Regions from separate parts of the Homo sapiens genome. Here all the other regions are linked to region 1. The links are chromatin loops, found by intact Hi-C in ENCODE. Cell type or tissue: PC-3. All regions are shown on one strand.

What was found. A loop is a pair of places that touch in the nucleus more often than their neighbours do. Peaks named below come from ENCODE experiments on the same cell type or tissue, not always from the same donor. Only the 100,000 strongest peaks of a DNase experiment are listed, where the experiment ranks them.
Region 2: it touches region 1 in a loop (10-fold over the local background); 10 of 110 quality-filtered maps call a loop at or near these places.
Region 3: a loop joins it to region 1, with 12 times the contacts of the local background. A loop is called at or near these places in 3 of 110 quality-filtered maps.
Region 4: a loop joins it to region 1, with 7 times the contacts of the local background. A loop is called at or near these places in 82 of 110 quality-filtered maps.
Region 5: it touches region 1 in a loop (10-fold over the local background); 4 of 110 quality-filtered maps call a loop at or near these places.
Region 6: it touches region 1 in a loop (5-fold over the local background); 6 of 110 quality-filtered maps call a loop at or near these places.
Region 7: it touches region 1 in a loop (6-fold over the local background); 37 of 110 quality-filtered maps call a loop at or near these places.

The regions. Positions count from the first base shown.
Region 1 is chr9:111,297,331-111,301,330 of GRCh38, forward strand. No RefSeq gene overlaps it. Among named protein-coding and RNA genes, the nearest start is that of MIR7702, 28 kb to the left of the region's middle. In PC-3, a CTCF peak has its summit at 2,210 (motif pointing left); a DNase peak (open chromatin) is centred at 2,171; H3K4me3 peaks cover 561 bases; H3K27ac peaks cover 908 bases.
Region 2 is chr9:110,449,924-110,453,923 of GRCh38, forward strand. SVEP1 (sushi, von Willebrand factor type A, EGF and pentraxin domain containing 1) reads right to left here. Exons shown (of 48, transcript NM_153366.4): 23 at 1,366-1,479; 24 at 136-337. Among named protein-coding and RNA genes, the nearest start is that of TXNDC8, 110 kb to the left of the region's middle. In PC-3, a CTCF peak has its summit at 2,476 (motif pointing right); no DNase peak of the experiment used is centred here.
Region 3 is chr9:111,398,037-111,402,036 of GRCh38, forward strand. The region is part of intron 24 of ECPAS (Ecm29 proteasome adaptor and scaffold); the gene reads right to left. Among named protein-coding and RNA genes, the nearest start is that of OR2K2, 70 kb to the left of the region's middle. RefSeq lists an enhancer at 1,307-1,833. In PC-3, a CTCF peak has its summit at 2,172 (motif pointing left); a DNase peak (open chromatin) is centred at 2,175.
Region 4 is chr9:110,622,008-110,626,007 of GRCh38, forward strand. It overlaps LOC105376218 (a long non-coding RNA gene), which reads left to right. Exons shown (of 3, transcript XR_007061731.1): 3 at 1-3,135. Among named protein-coding and RNA genes, the nearest start is that of SVEP1, 44 kb to the left of the region's middle. In PC-3, a CTCF peak has its summit at 1,646 (motif pointing left); a DNase peak (open chromatin) is centred at 1,634.
Region 5 is chr9:110,795,751-110,799,750 of GRCh38, forward strand. All of the region lies in intron 14 of MUSK (muscle associated receptor tyrosine kinase), which reads left to right. Among named protein-coding and RNA genes, the nearest start is that of MUSK, 130 kb to the left of the region's middle. In PC-3, no CTCF peak of the experiment used is centred here; a DNase peak (open chromatin) is centred at 2,051; H3K4me3 peaks cover 587 bases; H3K27ac peaks cover 2,602 bases.
Region 6 is chr9:110,968,122-110,972,121 of GRCh38, forward strand. LPAR1 (lysophosphatidic acid receptor 1) reads right to left here. Exons shown (of 6, transcript NM_001351411.2): 4 at 3,952-4,000. The coding sequence starts at 3,996. Among named protein-coding and RNA genes, the nearest start is that of LPAR1, 68 kb to the right of the region's middle. In PC-3, no CTCF peak of the experiment used is centred here; a DNase peak (open chromatin) is centred at 1,980; H3K27ac peaks cover 2,928 bases.
Region 7 is chr9:111,020,168-111,024,167 of GRCh38, forward strand. All of the region lies in intron 2 of LPAR1 (lysophosphatidic acid receptor 1), which reads right to left. Among named protein-coding and RNA genes, the nearest start is that of LPAR1, 16 kb to the right of the region's middle. In PC-3, no CTCF peak of the experiment used is centred here; no DNase peak of the experiment used is centred here; H3K4me3 peaks cover 670 bases; H3K27ac peaks cover 3,559 bases.

The sequences.
Region 1 (4,000 bases):
ACATGCTGTGCATAGATCACCAGAACTTATTCCTCCTGTCTAATCGAAACTTTGTGTCTTTTGACAATATCTCCTCTTTCCCTATCTACCTCCCCAATTCCCAGCCTCTGGTAACTATCATTCTACTCATTATTTCTACAAGTTCAACTTTTTCAAAACTCCACATATAAGTGAGATCATGTGGTATTTGTCACCCTGGGCCTGGCTTATTTTACTTAGCATAATTCCCTCCAGGTTCATCCATGTTGTTGCAAATGACAGAATTTTCTGCTTTTTAAAGGCTAAATAGTATTCCATTGTATACATATACCACAGTTTTTTAATCCATTCATCCATTAGTGGGCACTTTGGTTGTTTCCATACCTTGGCTATTGTGAATGATGCTGCAATGAACACGGGAATGTAGCTATGTCTACAACATGCTGATTTCATTTCCTTTGGATATATACTCAGAAGTGGAATTGCTGGATCACATGGCAATTCTATTTTTAGTTTTTTGAGGAACCTCCACGCTGTTTTCCAAAATGGCTGTACTTCATGTAAGTATGAAGTACTCAAATGTTCTAAATATGAATTTGAAGCATTAAAAAAATGCAGACTGTATTTCTGTTGATTATTTGATTCATTTCTTTGATCTAAAGTTATTCACAAAACTGATTAAAATATTCAGGAGTATAAATAGCTCAAATTTATTCTATAAATAGTTCAAATTTATTCTAGGTTTTAAACAGCATATATGTTTTTTTCTTTGACATCATAATGTAAGAAATAAGCATTCCCCCTTTCTAATTTTTTTTTTTGCCTTTGTGATACTTTTCTAGGATCATATGGGAACACACAACAATGCAGCAGATTGGACCCATTGTTTCTGTATATTACATCATTGCCGTTCTTAAGTGAATACAAAAAGGAGCACACTAGATCCCATTGAATACTTTGCCAACTTGGCTACTCTACATTAATGCGTCATTTAATTCGTACAAAGCCACTATGATGAAGGTATTATTATCCTCATTAATGTGAGACTCAGAGAATCAAATACACCCGCTGGGCTGGGATGCAAACCTGGGTATATTTGGTGCCTAGTGGAGAGTGGACATGGGGTCAACAAGAATCACAAAAAACGGGTTGTGCATAGCGACTACATAAACAAATGTGTGTTTTTAATAAATGGTTTTTAATGGAAGTTAATGAGGGCATATCATTTCTAAAATATTTGTAAAATGATAATAATTATATTAAGTATAGATAATAAAACAGACTTAGATCTGACTCTTAATACAAAAGGTCAAAAATTAATGTAAGAATCTTTTGAAGTTCAGCTTAAATAATATTGCAAACAGTTTAGATGCTACGTTAGCTTTACTACTGAGAAAACTCAATCATCCTGGCCAATTTTTGTAAATTTTTGCACTGGTATATCATGATAGTGGTCAAATATTTGTGGCTTATTTTATCCCAAATCTGCACATTTAATTCTCTGTTGAATGGATTTGGGTTTTTAGGTTTACTTTTCAGTATCTGGTTTAAAGGAAAAAGAACTCTCCATCACAGCAGGCACCAAACTTGGAAATAGCAGGAAGAACTTAGAACGTAAATTCTTTCTCAGTCCCAAAAGAGATGCTGTTCCAGCAAGACTCGGGTCAGAGGGCTGGGCACTGCTGGGGCAAGTCATGTGGCTGATCTGAGATGAACTTGTTTTGTAAAGAAACAGATGATTTCTAGCTATGAGGCTGTTGTTCCTGTAACTTTTTAGCAACAGTTAAATCCATTCCAAAATGACAAGCAACAGAAAAGAACATTCTGAATAAACTACAGATGAATGGAGTTTTCTCCTGCCTCCTTGGGAATATTATGAGCATCTTACAAAAGGGGTCATATCCTGTTTCTTTCTCTGGTTGCTACAACTGTGGTTTGTATATTGGCTGTATCACTAATGTGAATTTATAATCCAAAAATGCCAAAAGAAAAAAAAATTAGCACTCCTTCACAAATATGCATTTTTTTTTCTTTCCCCACCTTCCAACAAGCACTGTTCTAAGTCATCATTATTTTTTTCTGTGCTGGAAGCAAATCCACACGTCTTTTTCATATCCTACTGTTAGTACGGAAGGTGAAATACTGACATAAATGAAAGGAGTTGCAAGTTCAGCATTAATATAAAACAGGCAAACAGTGTTGAGAGCGTTTATAACTCAACAGTGCCCCCTAGTGTAAGTTCAAAAGATAACAGGCTGGAGAAAAGTACATTAGAAGACATTGACGAATTTATATCCTTTTAAACTATCAAGGAATTTGTCTTTTGGGGTAAACCTATTTACTTTATCAAGATACATATATTATTTTCAACTAATAATAGGGCATTAAAAAGATCACATTCTGCAGCCATAAAAAAGAAAGTTCATGTCCTTTGCAGTGACACGGATAAAGCTGGAAGCCATCATTCTCAGCAAACTAACACAGGAGCAGACAACCAAACACCGCATGTTCTCACTCATAAGTGGGAGTTGAACAATGAGAACACATGGACACAGGGAGGGGAACACCACACACCGGGGCCTCTCAGTGGGTGGAGGGCAAGGGAAGGGAGAGCATTAGGACAAATACCTAATGCATGCGGGGCTTAAAACCTAGATGACGGGTTGATAGGCACAGCAAACCACCACGGCACATGTATATCTATGTAACAAACCTGCACGTTCTGCACATGTATCCCAGAACGTAAAGTAAAATTTTTAAAAAATAAAAATAAACAAAAAGATCACATTCAAGTGGGAGGCAATGGCATCAAGGTGTATGGAGACAGTGAAAAGTACCAATGCACATTTTGAAAGAAAGAGAGAGAGAAGGAGGAAGAGAATGGATTGCCACCAAAGCATACCAGCTAGAAGGAATAGCAAGAACTTGGGTGATAGTAATACGGTATTATTCTCTGAGCCAATACCCAGGGCTGTTGTTTCCTTGTAAAGTTCTTCTTGACCACCCGCTAGCACTGATGACCTCTGGCCACCAGGGCTCCTCAGTTTTCTATGGAATAATTTGTGCTTTTGTTCCGCCAAAGCTTGGGAAGCTGGAAATTAATCTTCTTTGCTTAAATAACCATGGCTCTTTCCAGAAGTTTCTGATCCCTGAGAATTACAATACTTTGGAATCATAAAAAGGAATGCTATGAAGCCAGACAAGAAGGTACTCAGCAAGCCAAAGACTCCGCCTAACAACCCTGGAGTGTGTCATGCTTTAAAGAATTTCTCCTTACTGGACCCAATTGATGTCCCAAGATGGAGCATCTATCATGCATATTGGCTCTCATATCTTCATTTTTCTCTTGTTTCACCAAGAGTTTATGTAGACTACTTATCCCCTCTTTGTTTGAATCCTCATGTTCTCAACATTCCCTTCACTATTTTAAAGAGGACTTTTATCTCGGTACTCTGTTGCATGAAGTTTTATCATGACTCCTGTATGGAAGATCATCAGGATCTACATTATGTGAAAAGAGAAATCTATGCCTGATAGAATAAAGCAAACTCTCATAGTTACACACTAGTTGTAAATTAATATCAAAATCCCACTAGATATGATTTATAGTTTATTGCATATGATTCTGCTTATGTTGACTATTTAACAGATTATGTAGACTCCTCATTTTTTTATCTTCAAAAAGTTTAAAGACTCCTTCCATGTACTGCTTTGGAAATATATTTAGATGAAGTCAATCATGCTTGGGATATTGATTCAATATCCCATTTTCAAAACAGGAGGGAGTACAGGTAGGCAGACTCATTCTGCCTTAATAGAATTAATTCTTACTTATGTGTGTGTATGTTCTATATCATAAAACCACAAGACACAATGGTGAAAGATCTTCAGCAGTTTTTAAACCAGCACGAAAGTCATATAAAAGAGTGCATGTTTTGAGTAAATAAAGCTTATTAAAGATGTTGAGTTCAAGGACTGTCTTTAGTAAAAGCAACATCACAGAGAATTAAGAATTTATTTT
Region 2 (4,000 bases), 850 kb before region 1:
AGCTGTAGCCTATCCTCGGGCCAGCATTTGAGAATGACTGACTTGAGACTCAAAGCAATACTCCATAAAGGCTGCAGAATCACTGAATAGTTTAAAAAATAAAAACAGTGAAAAGAATCAGACTTAGCCTTTTACCTGAAGCTATTGGCACCGTCTTTACAGGTAGCTCCATTTTTGCATGGCTGACTGAGACACTCATCGACGTTCTTTCCACATCGGGTACCCAAAAATCCAGGTGGGCATTTGCACAAGAATCCCCCAACCTGGTCTTCACAGACTGCATTATTTAAGCATGGGTTTGACTGGCATTCATTGACTTCTGTTTCACAATGCAGGCCTGAGGATGGAGAAGGAAGAGAAACAGCCCAAATGATTAACTCCCTGGGAACACTGTAACTAAAGTGTTGACTCCCTGGAGGATGCTGCTTCTAGAGGATTGGAATGGAGGCTGTGGAGCCCATCAAACTGGTTTGAGATCCATTCTGTAATGGGCTCTGGCTTTTGTAAGTCATTTTTTTGTGGACTCTGAGTTTTTGATAATCTGTTTTTTTTTTTTTTTTTTTTGAGACAGAGTCTTGCTCTCTCTCCCAGTCTGGAGTACAGTGGCGCGATCTCGGCTCACTGCAACTTTCACCTCCTAGGTTCAAGCGATTCTCCTGCCTCAGCCTCCTGAGTAGCTGAGACTACAGGCACCCACCACCACACCTGGCTAATTTTTGTATTTTTTTTTTAGTAGAGACAGGGTTTCACCATGTTGGCCGAGGTGGTCTTGAAATCCTGAGCTCAAGTAATCCACCTGCCTCGGCCTCCCAAAATGCTGGGATTACAGGCGTGAACCACCATGCCCAGCCGATAATCTGCTTTTTTAAATCTTACTTTTTGTTGAAATTAAGTTTGGTAATAGACATCTAATTGAGATAATGTTAAGAAATAAAGCTAGTAAATTCCATTCAAAACTTGCCTGTTTCTTTGATCTTGCCTTTTTCCTTCACTGGACACTTTCTTGGATTTACTCTTTAGAAATTAAGCATACACTTTTAAACCATATTATTGTACATCTGTTTGCAATATGATATTACATGATTTGTCTCCAGTTCCTTCTTGAAAGTTTGCCTTTACACACACACACCACATACACAAATTATTTTTTGCTGAACCATTTGAGAGTAAATTGCAGACCTGCATGCCCTTTTACCCCAAACCCCTCAGTGTGTATTTCCTCAGAAAATGAGGACTTTCTCTTACATAATCACCATACAGTAATAAAATCCAAAAATTCACATTAATATATATGTTAAGAAATGTACTAATTTGTGGTGGTTTACAAGATTTTAAGACAACATAGGAAGACTGGAAACATCTTACCTACAAATCCTTTCACACATGTGCAACGATAGCCAGCCACACCATCAACACAGATTCCTTTATTTAAACAAGGACTGGAGCTACACTCATTTATATTTTCTTCACACCGCTGACCTGCAAAGAATCATTCATCTTTGAGCTGGAGAAAACTTGACAGAACTTTAAGACCAATAGTTTCCAAGCAAGTTGTTCAGGCATTGGAATAGGGAAATTGGAAATCATGGCTAACATGTTTGTGACAAACATGTTGAAATAAAATGTTTCTTCTATTCTGTGAACTGCAAAATTTTTCTAGCAAGAAACCTAACATATTCAGCATGCAATGGAAAATGATAACCACGAATATCTGACCATATTTTTTTTAGTGAAAAAGATGTGTGATTTTGTTTTAAATTTTTTCTCCTTATTTGTTTGCTAGTTGTTCTCTTTTTGAGTTTATTCCCTTTAGAGTTAAGTGGTAACAGTTACAGCATTACAGTTACAAAGTTGGCAAAAATTATGGGAGAAATATATTGAATGAAGAAAATAACTCATTTTCTTCTGCAAATTAGGGAAACACAGCCAAATTTCTGTGCAGCTGTCCCATGTTTTGTGTGAACATAATTTGGGAACAACTAATGTTATTCATAGCCTTTATTTTACACATCTAGAAACAGATCCAAAGAGGTCTGTGACATTGCCAAGGACAGGCACAGAAATGAGCCTAGAACCATAAATCTTCATGTTCAAGAAAAGACGTACAAAGACTCGTTGGGTTGAAGAGTTCAAGGATGCTTAAATTTATAACTCATGGCATTATGTAACACATATCTAATAATTTATGTACCTTGACATTAAAATATGCTAAAAGGAAATTTCATAATAAAGGTTGTTTTTTGAGAACAGTAAATCTAACATAAAATCTACACTTTCATACAGACCATTATGAACACTTGTTTTTTCACAGTAAACCCACAAAATAAATTTAATGTCTAATAAATAACATACATAATACATTTCACATCTAGTAAATGTATATTTATTTTATTTAGAAACTTGGTTCTACTTTTCTCATAGTATGTGTCTGCCATTCTTGTCACAAGTTTTTACTATGATTCAACACCAGGTGTCGCTAATATGAGATTTGGAATTTTAAATAAAGAATTGTAGGATACAGGTGCATAATTTTAATACTGTCTAAGGAAATGCAACCATAGGCAGACGGTGGAGAGGAAAGAGCATGAGAAAGAAAATGGAAACCAGGCAAGCAATCTGGATGTGGTTCCAGCTGTTGAATACACACCCTTGGTTAGGGGTGATGAGTCTGCTGGTCTGCAGTTGGTCTCACAGCATGTGGACCTCTTAGAATATAAGCTGAGAGAAATTTGTTTCAAGATATGTGTGATGTGGCCCCTAAATGCAAGCCACACGCTTTGGTGTTCATAAGATAAAAATGATTTCTTCTGTTGTTGAGGTAAAATAGGCATATTTCTAAACAGCATGCCTGTCCACTATAATTGATAGAGTATGCTATCACTTTATCAAGTGCAATATCAAGTCCACTCTACTTGATGGCTTATTTGAAGGATTTTCAAGGCAACTTTGACTATTTAAAATGTCTCCCTATATATAAACTTTCAAATTACACTTCCAGATGAAATGCAATTTTACTGTATAAACTCAATATATCTTTTCATAAGCCTGGGACTACCAGTGTTGCATGGATGTGAAATAGAGAAAATATATGAGTTGTTCCAAATGATTACTACTGTAAGTTATGTTAAACATTTTTATGTCTTTATGGAAGTTGTTTTTAGATACACAATAAAATTATTAGAATCTGGTTCCTTTGAAATGTTATCAGGATTTTACTAAACTTTTTAAAATATAGAAAATTATATACCCACACATATTAAAATATATATTCAGATATCTTTTTAGTATAATAATGATGAGTTAGGTACAATGCTGGATGATTTAGATGATCTCAGTACTCTCCATAATAATATTATGGGGTCATTACTATTTATAAAGTAGTAAATCCTAGTCTATTTTATTAGAATATATCATCAATATTATAATAATTATAATGTGGGTTAACAAGGGAATTGAGAATAAGATCACTGTTTCTGAACTATTTTTGTGAGAAGGTGCTGGAAGCTGCGACTCTTAAGATATACACTTAGAGAAATCTCCAAACTGCTTTCCAGAGTGGCTGAACTAATTTACATTCCTAAAAAAGTATATAAGTGATCCATGTTTTTCTATAACTTGCCAGCATGTGTTATTTTTTGACTCTTTAATAATAGCCATTCTGGCCAGGGGCGGGGTGGCTCAGGCCTGTAATCCCAGCACTTTGGGAGGCTGGAGTGGGTGGATCACTTGAGGTCAGGAGTTCAAGACCAGCCTGACCAATATGGTGAAACCCCATCTCTACTAAAAATACAAAAAATTAGCCGGGCATGGTGGCATGCGCCTGTAGTCTCAGCTACTTGGGAGGCTAAGACAGGAGAATTGTTTGAACTTGGGAGGCAGAGGTTGTAGTGAGCCGAGATCATGCCACTGCACTCCAGCCTGGGCGACACAGCGAGACTCCATCTCAAAAAATACAAAAATTAAAAAAAAAAAAAAGCCATTCTGACTGGTGTGAGATGGT
Region 3 (4,000 bases), 100 kb after region 1:
GGAAGAAATTTAGGAGGAAAAGGAGAAATAAGGGAATGAACAGACAGCATGTGAGGGCTATAAACACGCTACTCTTCAAAGCACAAAGACAACAGCTGAGACTTTCCTACGCCAATCAACAAACGCTCTAGTTGTGATGAGGCATCACGTACTAATGCCACAAGCTTCCTAGTCTGAGGAAAAAAGATTTAAAGGCTTTAGTCCTACAGCTTCCCTGGTTAAAAGCTTCTCTTGGCAACTTCAAGCTGAAAAAAGGTATTTCAACATAATCCTTATTAGGGGTTCATTTTATGTACCTGTACCTGTTTTTGCATGTTTCCTGTAGTTAATAACAACACAGCTGGCATGAAAAACAAAAACAAAACTCCACAGCTACATTTATGAATAATATACTATCTGGACATTGCTGTAAATAATCCAGAAATAAAGGGGGGTTCAATAGAGAAAATATGAACAGATACATGGGGATTCATTATATTATTATTCTATTTTTGTGTATGTTTGAAATTTCCTATAATAAAAAGTTACAAGAGGGAGCAGGCGGCAGGGCAAAGTGGCTGAACGGGGAGGTGGAAATGGTTAACAGGTACAAAAAAATAGTTAGAAAGAATGAATTCAGGCCAGGTGCAGTGGCTCACACCTGTAATCCCAACACTTTGGGAGGCCACGGTGGGCGGATCACCTGAGGTCAGGAGTTTAAGACCAGCCTGGCCAATATGGTGAAACCCCGTCTCTACTAAAAATAAAAAAATTAGCCGGGCATGGTGGTGTAAGCCTGTAATCCCAGCTATTTGGGAGGCTGAGGCAGGAGAATCGCTTGAACTCAGGAGGTGGAGGTTGCAGTGAGCTGAGATTGCACCATTGCACTCCAGCCTGGGCAACAGAGTGAGACTCCGTCTCAAAAAAAAAAAGAATGAATGAGACCTACTACTCTTTGATAGCAAACTAGTGTGGCTATAGTCAATAATAATTTAATTGTACATTTTAAAATAGCTAAAAGAATATAATAGGATTGTTTGCAACTCAAAAGAAATGCTTGAGGGGATGGATACCCTATTCTCCATGATGTGATTATTAAGCATTGCATGTCTGTATCAAAACACCTCATGTACCCCATAAATATATACACCCACCATGTACCTACAAAAACTTAAAATTGAGAAAAAAAAAGCCCAACAGAATCTCATCCCCTCCCCATCTAATGCAGGAACATCAAACTGAACTATCCACCAAAAAAGCACCTTCATAAAAACTAAATCAGGTGAGACATCACAGTACCTGGCTTCAGCATAATAACAAGAGGAGACTGACTGAATAGAGTGGGAAGTACACACTGCCTATACCACCCCTCCCCGAGTCCCAGGCAGCACAGCTTGGAAAGAGAACCTGTGTGCTTGGGTGAAGCAGAGCAAAATGAGTGTGATACTTCACATTGCAACTCAGTAACACCCGGTCACAGCATCAGGCAGAATTCTGCCAGTGCCCAAGGAGGGAGCACTTAGACCAAATCTGGGCCAGAGGGGAATCAGCTTCTTCACTGAGAGGAACCCAAGTCAGCTGACTAAAATGGCCTCAGGCCCACAAATAAATTTCACCAGCGGCTAGACCACACTTGGAGGGAGGAAAAGCAAAAATACAGAAGACTTTGTCTCGCAACCAGGCACCAGCCCACCCACAATAAAACAAAGGACCAGGCAGAGTCCGAAAGCCCCACTTCCAGGATGCTGCTGTGGAAGAGCACTTCTAGACCCACCCCAGGCAAGAAGGGAATCTGCTCATGTGGCATGAACAACCTAAGTCCCAAGTCCTGGTTGGCTCCAACACCTGCTGACTAAAGCAGCCTCATCTTTGAAAAAGCATCAGCGGCAGTCAGGTGGCCACAGGCCTTGGGTGAGCCCTGGTACTGTGCTGGTCTGGGAGGCCATGGGCTTTGGGTGTAACCCAGCATGGTGCTAGCTGCTGTGGCCACAGGAGTGCCCACATTACCCTCCCCTAACTTCAGGCAGCTTATTGTGGAGAGACACTCCCTCTACCTGGGGGAGAGAGAGGGAAGAGAGCAAGAAACTTTGCCTGGGAACCCAGAGAATGTTCCCTTATCTTCCCCAAGTCCATCAATGCTGGGTATCTAGGTATCTGTAAGAGTTGCAGCACACCTGGGCTTAGGGTGCCCTCTAGTGCTGAAACAACTGCAGTGACCACAGGCTTAGGGAACTCAACACTCAGTCATATTTGAATTCTTGGAAGGCCCTCTGAAGGACAGGTACAAACAAGGCCAGACTGTGAAGACTGGAATAAATATTTAACTCTTCAATGCCCAAACACTGACGAATGTTCACAAGCATCGAGGACATTTGAGAAAACATGTTCGAAAAAACATTCACCCTAAACAAACAGACTAAGCAGGCACCAGTGACCAATCCTGGAGTGGTGTAGATATGTGACCTCTCAGACAGGGAATTCAAGATAGCTGTTTTAAGAATGCTTAACAACTTCAAGAAAACATGGAGAAGGAATTCAGAAACTTATAAGAGAAATTTAGTAAAGAGATTAAAATGGGGGAAAAAAATCAAATCTTAGAGCTGAAAAATATAATGGATGACTGAAAAATGCTTCAGTGTGTCTCAACAGCAGAACTGATCAAGTAGAAGAAAGAATTAGTGAGCTCTGAGACAGGCTACTTGAAAACACACAGTCAGAGGAAAAAAATGCAGAAGAATGAGATACACTTACAAGATCTGGAAAACAGCTTCAAAGAGGCTAAGAGTTATTTGCCTTAAAGAGGAAACAGAGAAAGAAACAGGTTAGAAAGTTTATTCAAAGAAATAATCAAAAGAAAACTTTCAGAACCTAGAAAAAGATGAACACCCAGGTAAAAGAAGGTCAAAGAACACCAAGAAAATTCAATCCAATTAAGATTACCCCAAGGCATATAATAAACTCACAAAGGTCATGGATGAAGAGAGGATCCTCAAAGTACCAAGAGAAAAGAAGCAAGTAAGATATAAAGGAGCTCTGATACGTCTGGTGACAGAAACCTTACAGGCCAGGAGGGAGTGAAATAACATATTCAAAGTGCTAAAAGTAAGAAAGAAAGAAAGAAAAAAATCCTTGCAACTGAGAATACTGTACCCAGCAAAGCTATCCTTCAAATATCAGGGGAACCAGCCCCCAATATTTCAATGTAGGTTCTTTTCTATTTTCCCTAAGTGTCGGTTGGTCTGAGAAATAGAAAGAGTAAAAAGAGAGAAATTTTACAGCTGGGCCTGCGGGGGTGCCGTCACATATTGGTAGGACCGTGATGGCGACCTTGAGCCGCAAAACCAGCAAGTTTTTATTAGGGATTTTGAAAGGGGAGGGGGGTGTACAAACAGGGAGTAAGTCACAAAGATCACATGCTTCAAAGGGCAATAAAAGATCACAAGGCAAGGGCAAAATTAGAATTACTGATGAGGGTCTGTGTCCCGCTGTGCACACATTGTCTTGATAAACATTTTAGCAGGAAACAGGGTTTGAGAGCAGACAATTAGTCTGACTAGAATTCACCAGGCTGGAATTTCCCAATCCTAGCAAGCCTGAGGGCACTGCAGGAGACCAGGGCATATTTCAGTCCTTATCTCAACCACATAAGACAGACGCTCCCAGAGTAGCCATTCATAGACCTCCCGCCAGGAATGCATTCCTTCCCCAGGGTCTCAATTATTAATATTCCTTGCTGGGAAAAGAATTAAGTGATACTTCTCCTGCTCACACATCTGTCTACAGGCTTTCTGCAAGAAGAAAAATATGGCTCTATTCTGCCCGACCCTGCAGGCAGTCAGACCTTACGGTTATCTTTCCTTGTTCCCTGAAAATCACTGTTATTCTGTTCTTTTTCAGCGTGCACTGATTTCATATTGTTCAAACACACGTTTTACAAACAATTTATACAGTTAACACAATCATCACAGGGTCCTGACATACATCCTCAGCTTACAATGATGATGGGATTAAGAGATAAAGT
Region 4 (4,000 bases), 680 kb before region 1:
TTATTTATTTTGAGACAGAGTCTCTCTCTATCACCCAGGTGGGAGTGCAGGGGTGCAATCTCGGGCTCACTGCAACCTCTGCCTTCCAGGTTCAAGCGATCCTCCTGCCTCACCCTCCCAAGTAGCTGGGATTACAGGCATGCACCACCATGCCTGGCTAATTTTTGTAGTTTTAGTAGAGACGGGGTTTCACCATGTTGGCCAGGCTGGTCTCAAACTCCTGACCTCAAGTGATCTGCCTGAGGCCTCCCAAAGTACTGGGATTACAGGCGTGAGCCACCGTTCCCGGCCTCTTTACCTGACTTCTTTTCTTTACCCTTTAGTTTCTGACATAAACATCTTATCAGTGAAACCTTCCCTAAGGAACAATGCCAAGTCAGATGACCATAGTGACCTATGCTTTCCACCTTGCAGCACATAACACAGCCAGTTATTTATTTCCTTGCCTCTTCTACTGGACTGTAAACCCCTTGAGGACAGGAAATATACTTTGCTTGCCCTGGAAACCTCGTTATGTGAAATAGCACTTTGGCATACCTTGGTAAAAAAAAGGCTGAATGAGGAAGTGGAAGAGTGAGCCATGCATTCTTCCTGTCTCTCTGAGTGAGGTCATTCAAAATGGCAAGGGTGTAAAGACGAGGGAGGCATTCATTTGCCTTGCCACTTGACTACATGGGTTGGAATATTTGATGGTAAATGCACATACTTAATCATACTCTTTTTTAAACACTACATTTAAATTCTAATTTACTATTAAAATATTTCCAACTTAAATCAGTAATGCCTTAATTTTTCTTATGGAGAAGAGTGTGTGACTTACTCTTCTTGTTTACTTTAGTGCATTATGATGGACTGAAATACAAAACAATTCCAAGATCAACTTAAATATATTTTTCTTGTTTTGGAAGCAGAATAATAATAACAAATTAACTAATCTAGAGAAATAAATATGTTCAGTAGAGAGATAATTGCATTTGCTTGGGTAAAATATTTTGGCTTGCTCAGTATCACATGTATACAGCTGTATTTCTAAAACAACTTTATTCATAAATAACATTTCTTTAAATATTTATTGATAATGATATGGCAATCTAGTATACTATGACTTTAACCTCTATAGATTCTAAGATCAAATATGTAAATGAAATAAACATACATCTATGCATATTCAACTAGGAAGCATTGTATTGAAACACTAATGATAGTATTAAGGGTTGAATTTTATTTTCATTTTTTTACTTTTCTATATTTTTCCAAACTTTGAGAATGAGCACATAGAAAAGAAAACCAATTAACATTTTTATATATGAGATAGAGCAGAAAAGATAATGACATTGTTCAAGAGAGAAATAGTAGATATGGGTGTTCCATAAGTTTCTTGCTAGCTTTAAAACTAATTTTATGAGTTCTCAATTGTACTGTCAAAAAATATATAGATTTCAATCCAGTAGAGATTCAAATAGAAATATCTGTCAAATATTCTTTCTTAATAGATAATTAATGAAAAAGCATACAATATGACTGTCATAAAAGGTGAATGCCTTTCACCTCATGGGCACTTACGTATCTAATGAATCCATGAACTGGTCAATGAATAGAAACTGAAGTTTGTGTATTAAAATCCTGTCTCTGCTGCCCTCCAGTGGCTTAACTCTGAAGAACTTCAAAAGAGAAAATCAAGTGCCATCTATTCCCAGATCCTTATTTGTGGTGAGTATGAATGCTCAGGTGTGTGAGCTTGGGATTTTTCCTGGACAGTTTTGTATTTGTCCTATTAGATATTACCTTGGTATATCAAGACCAAATTCCCAAGACTAAATGCATTACCCATCTCCTCCCACCTGCAGAAGGGTAAGCTGGAGCAACTGCCATAAATGGTGCCAATAAATACTAGCATTTGTTCGTGGACAGTTTATAGAGACTTTTCAATTGTGTTATCACAGAAAACTCCTAGTAAGAAATAGTGGTGATAGCAATTGCATCTCGTTTATTAGAAATTTCTCTGATTCCCTTTACAAAGTGGGTGATGGTGTCAGTGTTATCTTTAGGTATGAAAACCCTATGAACAGCTTATAGTCTAAAACTTACAATGTGGTGCTGTAGAAAGATGTTAGCTTAGCAGCAAACATCATCAATAAATATCTTCTGCAATCTGGTAACCATTAGAATTATATATTTTTTATTGCCCTGGACTATGAGAATTACATTCTGAATTCATTTGGTATCTTGTGTAGGCATAGGAGAAAACCTTTTTGTATCTAAGAAAATGGGGTTTTTGACATTGACTATCACCTGTTCCCAGATCTCCTAGGACTCAGACCTCAGACCTCACACCCCTGAAAGCTGAAACCTCGGGGGTTTCAGATAGTGATCTCTAATTGAGTTCTTGTCTAGATGAATTCTTAAAATATTTTACCTTTCCCTGTTATTGTGGTTCTGGAATATTCTTTTGGTTTTAGCCAAGGAAATCTCTCAATTTCTTCAAAAGTTTGCTACTGTGCCTCTAGGTGGTACAATTATTTCCATCTTTTTGCTCATTTGCAGCCTGTCTTTTTGGATTATAGTCTCTCACTACTTAAGCAATTTCTTCCTTTTCTGTAGTATGTCTCATTTGTCCTTCATAATAATGAATGTCTGTGTTTTTTATTCTCAGGTAGATTACTGGAATTTTACGTATATTTTATTGGTGTTCTCATGAATGCTTGGATTTAACAATTGTACCATTTTCCAACGTTCTATGTCATAGTAATTTTGCAACTTGTTTTCAATTAATAATATGTTGAGAATAGTGTACATAAAATGCATTTTAGAACTAATCCTAAGATAAAGTGTCTCACCAAAGCATATTTTATAACAATAAAGCAGTAGAAAAAATAAGTTAACTAAATGTCCAACAAGTGGAGATGTATTATATAAATTCAGTACCATCAAAAATGTAATATTACTCAGTAATTAAAATTATATTTTATTTAAATGTTCATTGGCTTGTGAAAAGTCTATAACATACCAAGTAGAAGTTAAAGTTATATTTTGTAAGTTAAAAAAATTTTAAAAGGTGAGAAGTATATACAAGATTTTTCCCATTTTTTTAGAAATGGATATGCATGTGTATATTGTATGTATGTTTATATGTTATGTATATGCACACAAAAATGCCTAAAAGGATATGAGTTACTAATAGTGATTTTATCTTTGGTGTGGTTGTCATTATTTAAATCTAAAATAAAAAAAATCTTAACTCCATTATCCTTCATGAAGCCCTTAATCTAATCGAATAGTTCCTTAAACTCTAGCATATACTACTTTTATGCTGTTGGTGGGACTGTAAACTAGTTCAACCGTTATGGAAGTCAGTGTGGCGATTCCTCAGGGATCTAGAACTAGAAATACCATTTGACCCAGCAATCCCATTACTGGGTATATCAAAGGACTATAAATCATGCTGCTATAAAGACACATGCACACGTATGTTTATTGCAGAACTATTCACAGTAGCAAAGACTTGGAACCAACCCAAATGTCCAACAATGATAGACTGGATTAAGAAAATGTGGCACATATACACCATGGAATAATACTATGCAGACATAAAAAAGGATGAGTTCATGTCCTTTGTAGGGACATGGATGAAGCTGGAAACCATCATTCTCAGCCAACTATCACAAGGACAAAAAACCAAACACCTCATGTTCTCACTCATAGGTGGGAATTGAACGATGAGAACACATGGACACAGGAAGGGGAACATCACACACTGGGGCCTGTTGTGGGGTGCGGGGAGAGCGGAGGGATAGCATTAGGAGATATACCTAATGTTAAATGACGAGTTAATAGGTGCAGCACACCAACATGGCACATGTATATATATGTAACTAACCTGCACGTTGTGCACATGTACCCTAAAACTTAAAAGTATAAAAAAAAATAAATTAAAATAAACAGCTGAAATGAAAAAAAAAAAAACTCTAGCATATACTTTCAGTTTCCTAAACACTCTCAT
Region 5 (4,000 bases), 500 kb before region 1:
TGGTACCAAAACAGAGATATAGATCAATGGAAGAGAACAGAGCCCTCAGAAATAATGCCGCATATCTACAACTATCTGATCTTTGACAAACCTGAGAAAAACAAGCAATGGGGAAAGGATTCCCTATTTAATAAATGGTGCTGGGAAAACTGGCTAGCCATATGTAGAAAGCTGAAACTGGATCCCTTCCTTACACCTTATACAAAAATCAATTCAAGATGGATTAAAGATTTAAACGTTAGACCTAAAACCATAAAAACCCTAGAAGAAAACCTAGGCATTACCATTCAGGACATAGGCGTGGGCAAGGACTTCATGTCCAAAACACCAAAAGCAATGGCAACAAAAGCCAAAATTGACAAATGGGATCTAATTAAACTCAAGAGCTTCTGCACAGCAAAAGAAACTACCATCAGAGTGAACAGGCAACCTACAAAATGGGAGAAAATTTTCGCAACCTACTCATCTGACAAAGGGCTAATATCCAGAATCTACAATGAACTCAAACAAATTTACAAGAAAAAAACAAACAACCCCATCAAAAAGTGGGCGAAGGACATGAACAGACACTTCTCAAAAGAAGACATTTATGCAGCCAAAAAACACATGAAGAAATGCTCATCATCACTGGCCATCAGAGAAATGCAAATCAAAACCACTATGAGATATCATCTCACACCAGTTAGAATGGCAATCATTAAAAAGTCAGGAAACAACAGGTGCTGGAGAGGATGCGGAGAAATAGGAACACTTTTACACTGTTGGTGGGACTGTAAACTAGTTCAACCATTGTGGAAGTCAGTGTGGCGATTCCTCAGGGATCTAGAACTAGAAATACCATTTGACCCAGCCATCCCATTACTGGGTATATACCCAAAGGACTATAAATCATGCTGCTATAAAGACACATGCACACGTATGTTTATTGCGGCACTATTCACAATAGCAAAGACTTGGAACCAACCCAAATGTCCAACAATGATAGACTGGATTAAGAAAATGTGGCACATATACACCATGGAATACTATGCAGCCATAAAAAATGATGAGTTCATGTCCTTTGTAGGGACATGGATGAAATTGGAAACCATCATTCTCAGTAAACTATCGCAAGAACAAAAAACCAAACACCGCATATTCTCACTCATAGGTGGGAATTGAACAATGAGATCACATGGACACAGGAAGGGGAATATCACACTCTGGGGACTGTGGTGGGGTCAGGGGAGGGGGGAGGGATAGCATTGGGAGATATACCTAATGCTAGATGACACGTTAGTGGGTGCAGCGCACCAGCATGGCACATGTATACATATGTAACTAACCTGCACAATGTGCACATGTACCCTAAAACTTAGAGTATAACAAAAAAATAAAAAAATAAAAAATAAAAAATAAATGCATGAATACCCAAAAAAAAAAAAAAAAAAAAAAAAAAGAAGGCATTTCAGCATGCAAACAAGTAATACTTTTAGGAATTACACTGACTTCATTGTAATGCATAGGAAAAATAAATAATTCACAAATAAAAAACAAACAAACAAAAAAAAAGTTTCAGTGGGGTCAAAGGATTTTTAGAGTTAGGGCAGTCGAGGCAGTGAACTAGGGTGAAAAAGGGAGGAAGTGATGAACAACAGGTAGAGTAACTGAAAATGAGATTATGGGAGGTATACAAATGTATGGAATGACAAAGTCAGGGGTATGACAATGTGAGTGATTAGCTGAAGTTGGGCAGAGGTCTAAGGAAAGGAAGTAAAGTAATTTAGTGGTCAGGATATTGGAAGGAATCTAGATAAATATTAAAAGCAAGAATTTCTATAGTAGTATCTCGAATAGTTTCTGGCACATTGTAGGCACTCTATAAATATTTGTTCAATAAATGAATAAACGATATTAAGTACATAACAATTCATCTTGAAAACACTTCTTCCATTTCCTCAACTCCTAAACATTCATTTATTCATTCTTCATCACACAAAAATCTGAATCTGGCTTCTGCCCCCTACCCTCCTTATTTACTTTCTCAAATAGTATACATTTAGTCATTAAACAAACATACATACATGCATATTTTCAAGATTATCAAGCAATTCCTGTTTCAACTTTTCTTAAAATGTTGACTCTGTATTCGTATACAGTTTATAACATCCTGAATTCCTGAAATTGATTCAAACAGAAACTATGTACAGTTTTCCAATTTAACCACAGTAGCATGCTTATACATCACTACTTGGAGTTTTCTCTCATTTTTATTGTCCAACAAGAACTGAAACTTATGTTGCCGTTTGTTAAATGCTATATCTAAATTCCATTTGGATATCCAATGAACACAGGTTCTATTTTTTATCAAGTATACATAAGCAGTAATCATTCATGCAAGTGATTCCACTACTCTCATAGTTTCTTGTAAGTTAATCCCAGTGAAATAAGATGACAATAGTGGAAGAAAGGGGAATTGGGAAAATCCATAAAATTCACTTCTATCAATAAAAGAAATCTACTTTGTTTTATATATTTGATACATCAGCCACTTATTGAACATGTTCGTATCTTAAAAATTGTTTCCCTTTTATTGAAATCCTAGTGGATAATGGTTTTGTAGTCATAAATTGGGAAAAATGGTATAACTAAAGAAATATGCAGAATTTTAGAATGGGAGTAGGCATTGAATATTATAGACTCTTACGGAATATTCTGGCAGTGGAGCAAACAGTAGAACAATCAGGTGAGATTATTCATTGAAGATGTCATGCTAAAGTTTAAAGACATGGCTTGGGCTAGGCATGAGGTTTTCTTATGCCCATCCATCTATGCATCCATCCTTAAATCTATCCATGCATCCACCTATGCATTAATTCATCCATCCACCCATCAACATATATTGAAAACCCATAGTGAGCCATGTGTAGTATTAGACCTGAGGTTACAAGGATGAATAAAATACAGTCTTCCTCTCAATAATTATTATATTTTGAAGTCCCACCTAAGAGTTGGGTTGGAGTAATTACAATATAGAAAACATTTTGAGGTCTTAAATAAATGTATATACATATATAATTGTAAATTATATCTATACACATGTATATATAATTGTTCATAATAATCACAAAGTAGAAATCTTTTGTATAGTATTTTCTTTATCAGAGTGGAAAATTTCATTAAATCAATTTAGTTCAAAACTTTATTTCTCAGAGAAATATTTTGTCATTTTTTTCCAGTATAAGAAATTATTTTTAAATCAACTCAACCAGCATAACAATGGTAAAGCCAGTTGATGAGATAGGTAAGTCCCTGTTAACTAAAGATTATCCAAAAAGGATCCCACAGAAGAAACTTCTAAGTATTATCCAGTTGGTATTTCTTTATTTTTTCCCTTTAGTTTACAGAAATGTGCTAATTGAGGTCCTTGGAATTAAAAATTAATGCCAAAATAAATAAGCCAAGATAGCAGTATTCCTCATTTCTCCTCTTTTTCAAACAGATACTTTTAACTTTTGCCTGAAAAAACCCAATAGATCTAATAATCTATTTTTAAGATGATGTGAAATTATGCCCATCTTATCTAATATTCCAAGTTCTCCAGTTTCCCTCTCAAATATATCAAGACTTTAAGATTTGAAAATGATCTTCTGGCTTTAAATCTAAGACTTTATTTATATTAACTTTTTTGGTAGCATGAACATTGTAAAACCTAAATTTCAAAATGTTTTACTGCAGCAACTTAAATACTTCATCTAAGACACTTGAATTGTATTTGTTATTGTTTCCAAACTTGATACATCTTTCTTATTAACATCCTTCATAGAAGTAAACAGAAACAGACAGCAATTACATTACATACTCAGAGCAAGCATCCATTCATAAATTAACTCACCAAACATTATGAGGCATCTGCTCTGCCAGACACGTGGTAGGTGTGGGGAATTTTTAAAGAAGAATAAGGTTCAATCTCTCCTTTCAAAGTGCTAAAACGTTGGGGAGAAACCTCAAATAGTCAAAT
Region 6 (4,000 bases), 330 kb before region 1:
ACAAAGACTTCTTTTAAGATCAATGTTAAATTCATTAATACGGTTTGAAAGACCCTGTAAAATCTCCAACTTTATAACCTAACCCATTTATGCTAATTCTAGCACTTGCCGATTTCTGCAGTATAACTATTCCATGTGGCTGATTTCAAGCTGCTGGCATGAAGTCAATTGGCTCGCGAAATTCCTGAAAATTTAACAATCTGCTTCTGTGAGTTGGTATAGGTGGCTCTAGGGACATCACTGTTTACAATCTCATGCCCCACTGTAGTGCAACCATCCAAAACAAAATTCTAAATGCTTTGCTCCCTCTCTCTCTCTCTCTCTCACACACACACATACCTTGGGACACTTGACATTCACCTATGCTTTTTCTTCTCCTTTACCAAAATAACTCATATTAATTTGTCCTCAGCCTAGTGGTCTTCCTTCAAGAAGCCTTCCCTGATCCTCTAAATCTTTTCTTGGGTCTCCACTTTCCTCCCAGAGCACCCATACTTCCTGTATTTGTGCATTCCTGCATGGGTGACAAAGCGTTGTAACTTTTTGTTTTATCTGTGTATCTCCCACTATATCTGTAAACTCTGGCAGGGCAAAACTTATTTCTCTTATTTATTCTTGTATCCCCCAGCCCTGCCACAAGGCTTGCTGAGCAATAATAACAATGCTTGCTAATATGCACTGGGCAATATGTGCCCAGAATATGTGCCAGGCACTATTCTGAGCTTTATAGAAATTATTTCATTTCCGCCTTAAAATAACCCTATCAGGTTGGCTTCATTAATGCTATGCTCATTCCGTGGGTAAGGAAATAGAGGCACTAAGAGGGTGGATACCTTCCCCTCAGGCTCAGGTAATTAGTAAATTGAAGCAGGGTGACTGGTGAGCCTATGTGCCTCCCTCAAGAAACCAGTGTTTCTTGGCCATATTTTTTTCTCATTAGTGATCCTTAAGGAGAAAAATTAATTACATTTAAATTTTTTCTAATGAGAAAAAACTAAATACTAAGGAATAAGATTTTGTTGGATAGAGGTATAAGCTCTGGAGGGATTTTTTTCATCTCCCAAAACCCAATTTTTGTCCTCTTGGGGCAATATAACTATGTTAAGAATGTATGTTCTAGGACTTTCATTATCCATTTCCATTAATGTACCATATACTTCTCCCTAAAAATACACAGTCTTGTTTTAGAATTTTAATGGTATCTTCCCATAAGTACTATTTTGCGTCTTGCTTTCTTTTTCCTCCATACGATATCTTGGAGTAATATATAGCTGTGTAGACATCCTCATTTTAAAACTACTGAATAGTGGTCGGGCGCAGTGGCTCATGGCTGTAATCCCAGAACTTTGGGAGGCCAAGATGGGCAGATCACCTGAGGTCAGGAGTTTGAGACCAGCCTGGACAACATGGTGAAACCCCGTCTCTACTAAAAATACAGAAATTAACCAGGCATGGAGGCACACACCTATAATCCTAGCTACTTGGGAGGCTGAGGCAGGAGAATTGCTGGAACCCAGAAGGTGGAGGTTGCAGTGAGACAAGATCGTGCCACTACACTCCAGCCTGGGCAATAGAATGAGACTCTGTCTCAGAAAAAAAAAAAAGAAATAAATAAAATGACTGAATAGTATTTCAATCATGTCCACATTCCTGAATTCATTAAGTCTTTCTACTATTGGATATTCACAAAATTTTGTACTTCTTGGTTTGCAACCAATGCTTCAATGAATATCTTTATACATTCCTTATACACTCCTTGGGCTCATGTGTGAGTGGTTTTCTAATGTAGATTCCAAGACAGGAGCAGGGCATGTGCAGAAGTGTATAATTTTAATAGATACTGTTGAATTACCCTCCAGAGTGACTGTACCAATTTACTTTCCCACAGAGAATTTACGAGAGTACACATTTCCCCCAGTGATTGTATGAAATAGAACCTCTTTCTCCTTTGGGCAGTGTTAAACATTTTAATTAAATGAGTCATTTAGAGGTATTTCTATTCCTCACCAGCTGATAGGAGCTTGTGTAACAGAGAAGATATATAGATAAGAAGATGCTGTTGGAAATGCTGAAAGATGACAGCAGCAAACCGGGATGTGGAAATGCCCTGTCTAGAAAACCCGCACTAGCCTAACTCACTTCACGAAAGGACTAAGAAGAGTCATTACATGGGAACAGCTGCAGTGGACTTTGAAATGGTGACCTCAGGTAACAGGCACTAAATCTCTTTGCCCATTCTCCAAGTCTCTCAGACACCAAAAAAGTCTATTGAAGATAAGGGAAACCAAACACCCAAAGTAAATGAAGTGTTGAAAGGACAATGGTCCACTTACCAGAAAGAGGAATGCGTATGACGATGGTAACACTAAACATTCTGGAAAATAATACTAAAGGCCTTAGTACTTTATTCTTTATTCATATGATATGAATAAAGGGCTTTATTCATATGATAAAATCCCAAGGTTGATAACAATGATGACATCCCAAATGGTGTTGAGGAGAAAACACTATACTATATGAGGGAAAAATGCCCCTTGTTCTCCTTTTTCCCTCTCCTCCTTCTCTCCTTCTCTCACAAACACACAAACCCCTACTTAAAATACATACAAAATTGAATAGCCTGCAAAATCATACTGAAAAAAACAGTGTGGAACAACGTTCTGTATCAAGTTCAAATTTCAATCAGTATGGCTCTTTCTTGAAAGTATGCTTTTTTCTTCAAAGTTGCCCGAGGCCGGGCACAGTGGCTCAGGCTTGTAATCCCAGCACTTTGGGAGGCCAAGGCAGGTGGATCATTTGAGGTCAAGAGTTCAAGACCAGCCTGACCAACATGGTGAAACCCCATCTCTACTAAAATACAAAAATTAGCTGGGCGTGGTGGCGGGCGCCTGTAATCTCAGCTACTCAGGAAGCTGAGACAGGAGAATCGCTTGAACCCAGGAGGTGGAGATTGCAGTGAACCAAGATCATGCCACTACACTCCAGCCTGGGCAACAGAGCAAGGCTCTCTCTCAAAAAAATAAATAAATAAAAATAAAGTTGGCCAAAAAATGATTGTCACAAATAAGAAAGGAGGTCACACTATAGAAAGAAGATAAATGAAGAGTAAATGGGAAACTACACTTGCTGAGCACCTCTGTATGCCTCATGTATATGAACCATCATTTTATCCATATAACCATCATGTGAGGAATGATTACATGAGAGGAAACTGAAGCTGAGAGAAGCTAGCATGACTAGGGCTCTTTATCCTGCAATCAGAGGAGCAGGGATGTGAACTGTGGCCTTATGACTCCAAAGTCTGTTTCCACATTGTACCCTGCTGCCTGGTGAATCTGAAAGAGTCCAGCCAATGCCTGATTAAATCAGGCTGTAAAATCATCTGAACAAAGACCATGTCCCTGCCGTATTACTGCTCTTCACTGGACAGAAAAAAATAACTCATACGATTGCTGCTCAGAAGTTTCTGGAATTGCATTTTGTTTCAAAGTTCCTAGAACAGATCAAGGCAAAAGAGTAAGTATAGGAGGAGGACAACAAGACAGCCCTCAGAAAACTTGTTATAAAATTAGATCCATTCTGATATATTTCATTAAACCCCACCCCACCCCCCGGCCCACAAAAAAGCCAAGAGAGGAAAAGCAGCAGGGTTTACTACTGACTTACTTTGATTTAGAGTTTGATGCCTATAATGTCAGACATCCTAAGCACTGAAAACCAAGGCCTCCTATGAACAGAGGCCAGTTCACTAAAATCACTTGTTCATTGTTCCAGCTGCTTCCTGAACGAAATGGCACCTCACTCACAAAAGCACCATTATTCGAATACACACCAAATGATAGCGAGAGAGATATACATGATCCCTAGAGTCAAATACACTTCCTGAAACCCAGTTTAAATATTTGACAAACTTACGATTACCTCAGACCTCTGCTAGTTTGAAGCCCTTACCTGGGGCTGTGAAATTACAGGGATGGAAGTAGAGATGGCAGCCATGACA
Region 7 (4,000 bases), 280 kb before region 1:
CTCCAACATGAATATTAGGGAGAAAATCCAGTCCATAGCAAATGTTAAATATGTTTTATAATAAATCTCTTGTAGAAAGAATACATTTAGTCATGAGACCTCAGCTAATTCCTGCTCCTAGAGAAATAGTATTCAACAAGGTTCTTAATCCCTGAATCAGATGAGAATTTGTGATTTCAAAGCCCTCTACTTTAAGATGACCAAACACTTGAAGAGAAGCTGGGACTTTGTCCCAAGGTCATGGTGACTAAACCCCTGCTTGAGTGTTGAGATTCCCTTGAACAATCAGCGAAGTTCAACTGATGCTTCCAACTCTGAAAATAAATTTCTCCTGGGAGCTTTAGACTTTTGTCTACACCACTTCTCTCTTAGGGCTATCCAGAATGCCTTTTATGGAATTCTAGGCCAGGCATCTACATGCTCTGTGCCTCTTCCTGGCTTTGTCTACCTTGAACCTACCCTAACCCCATGACCCCAGCCCCTTCACACCCAACCTGTTTCTAGTACTAGCATTGAGCACCTGTGCCTAGTACCTACTTGGACCTACACATTGCCAAACATTGCCTGTGCCTGTGTGACCTGCCCCTGCCTTGTCTCAGATCAGGAGCCTGGAGTCCTGGCTGGTTTCCATATAATAATCAGCTTAAGAAGATATTTAACAACAAATTAAAAAAATCAACTGATGAATCAGCACCAAAACACACTAAGTAAAATCTCCAGAGTTACCTGGACTTCCTGAGTAAATATTTTACTATGAATGAGGAATTCAGCAGAGTTCAGACAAACAGAAAAAGCATGCATCTCATCTTTCTTCCCTCGATTTCTAAACAAAAAATAAGAACGAGTGTAATAACATATTCACGTTACAATAAATGAACTTGAAAGACTGAATATATTGAATTACAAAAAAATAATGTTGAAATGTATTTGAATCAAATGATTTAATATACTGGTAAGAAAAGCTGAGTTGATGGGGGAAAGGGAAGATGCTGGTCAAAGGGTACAAACTTCCAGTTATGAGTAAGTTCTGGGGATCTAACGTACAGCATGGTGACGATACTTAATAGTACTCATTTCACAGTATATATGTATATCACCATCATAAGTAGAACTTAAATACAGTTTTGCTTGTCATTATACATCAATAAAGCTAGGAGGAAAAAGAAAAGATAAGCTGAATTGCCAAGTACCTTTAATTCTCTTTCACATAAGCCCATTTCTTATAAAATATTCCTTAAACTTGGTGTAGTCATTAAAATTGAATTCATCTTCCATATGATTCCTTAGCCCTTTAAAATCTTTTTAAAATAATATCACCCTCATCCAATGGGTTTTTATAAAATGTGGAATATATATAACTTAGATGCTGCATATTTCTCCAAAGCAAGCATCCAGCATATAAACATAAGATAATCATATTTTTCCATGTTTGCTGAATCTGAAAGGATAAAAAAAATTAATTCCAAGTGTTGTCAAACTGCAAACTATGATATAAAGTCTTAAAAGATTTAGGCCAGTTGCCGTGGCTCACGCCTGTAATCCCAACACTTTGGGAGGCCCAGGTGGGTGGATCACCTGAGGTCAGGAGTTCAAGACCAGCCTGACCAACATGGTGAAACCCTGTCTCTACTAAAAATACAAAAATTAGCTGAGTGTGGGGGCAGACACCTGTAATCCCAGCTACTCAAGAGGCTTAGGCAGGAGAATCGCTTGAACCACCCGGGAGGTGGAGGTTGCAGTGAGCAGAGATCCCGCCACCGCACTCCAGCCTGGGTGACAGAGCGAGACTCCGTCACAAAAAAAAAAAAAAAAAAAAAAAAAAGTCTCAAGAGAATTCTAATCTTTACCCATTCTTCCATGTTGTAATGAGAAGCATTAGTAGTGTTGCCCAATGTGAAGGAATTAGTGCCACCTGAGCCTGACCCCACAAAGACACAGAAAGATGCAAATACCTGGAGTTCTCCCAAGTTTGGCCTGAGCTTGTTGGACTAGGTTAGTTAAATGGTGGGGTGCCAAGTCTTTAAACAGCCAGAGCAAAGTTGAAAATAGAAAGCATAAAGGCACTTAATACTAATAATAGGACTGGGAGAATGATTCTTGCAAACTGATTTCAAGTCCTCCATTTTAAGACAAGGCTCCCAGGGCCTCAAAGGTTGGGTATTGTCAAGGGTATCATGCACAGCAATGGAAGAACTGGCAATTGAATCATGGTCTCCCATCTCACGTGGTCTCCAACTTACTTTATGGACTTCTAATTTAAAATCTTTCTTTTAAACTCTTCAGTTTTAAAAGAGGGTGGGGGGAATGAACACTAAAATCCTACCAAGGTAAAAAAAACAAAAATCCTAGTGCAGTAATAATTCTTACCATTATATTCAAATCAACAAGAAGCAATGAAATACTCACCCAACCATCTGATCTTCACTTACAAAAAACTTAACTTCAGTGTTATAATTTCTTACAAATTATGCATAGTTACTAAATTGGTAATTATATTATATAAAAGTATTTTTTAATCCAACCAAATCTATTTCTCCTGCATATCGAACACAACTTTGTACAGCTCCTCATACAGAGCAAGCCTTCAAAAAACCCTGCTATTGCCGGGCGCGGTGGCTCAAGTCTGTAATCCCAGCACTTTGGGAGGCCAAGGCGGGCGGATTACGAGGTCAGGAGATCGAGACCATCCTGGCTAACACGGTAAAACCCTGTCTCTACTAAAAATGCAAAAAAAAATTAGCCGGGCATGGTGGCGGGTGCCTGTAGTCCCAGCTACTCAGGAGGCTGAGGCAGGAGAATGGCGTGCCCGGCAAGCAGAGCTTGCAGTGAGCCAAGATCGCGCCACTGCACTCCAGCCTGGGTGACACAGCAAGACTCCGTCTCAACAAAAAAAAAAAAAAAAAAAAAAAACCCTGCTATTTAGCAATATACTATATTGCTCTAATACAAAACTACTTCAACAAACACCAACACCCATCTCCCCCAAAAAATCCTTGACATTCCTATTTGACTTTTGTCAAGTAAGAAAAAAAAGCCACAAACAGGAAGGCCTACTAAGTATCACAAAAAATGCCAACTCATCAAAGAAGATTGCCTTCCACCTGTCTTTCCCTTCCGGTTTTCTATTTTGCTTCTGTTACTATTTCTTCCATGACTCTGCAATCCCACGCACACACCCCTGCTCAGTCCTTCACAGAGTTAACACATTCTCATCTGCAGACCTAACCAAATGTCAGTTCCCCAGGGAAATCCTGAATCACCCCCAAAGTCAGATGAGGTTCCCCATTTAATCGCTTTTGCTCTTTTCCCCCACAGAATTTATCATGCAGAGTATTTATACATTTGGATGTTTTTTTTTTTGGTTCATATGCTCCATCCCACTAGACTCTATGCTTCATGCCACCAGTGATAACGACTGCTTTACTCATCACTCTATTCCCAGCTACTAGCAAAATAACCGATACTGTATTTAACAAATGGATGTTGAAAAATGAATGAACCTGATTTTAGACAGCACAGCAACAGACTAGATCAGTGTCTTTCAAACTGCAGTTCATGACTAGATAAGTGTTTTCAAAATGTATGAGTTATAACCAGTACTTTTTAAAATGAAAATGAACAAATTATCATAGGAAAAAATAGAAAAGAAAATGTCAGAGTTTACTATGTGTAGTAAACTATATACAACTAATGTCTCATTCAAATGTATGGACAAACATTTCTAACTATGGGTCATGACTAAAAAGTTTGAAAGCCACTGAACTAAATGTCCCAATAAAACTCATCACAATTTCCAGTTAAAATGCTCAAGAAGGTGCACACAAAGACAAAAATTGGCAATAGCACTAAAAATATACGAGGAAAAAGCAGCCAAAGTCAAGGCATTATTTCCACTAACTACATAGTACAAAAAATGGGTAAGAAGCATGTTCTTGGACCATATGCACAATGCATACCACACCTTTTGAACTTCAACAAGATAGATTCTCTAACAAATGTA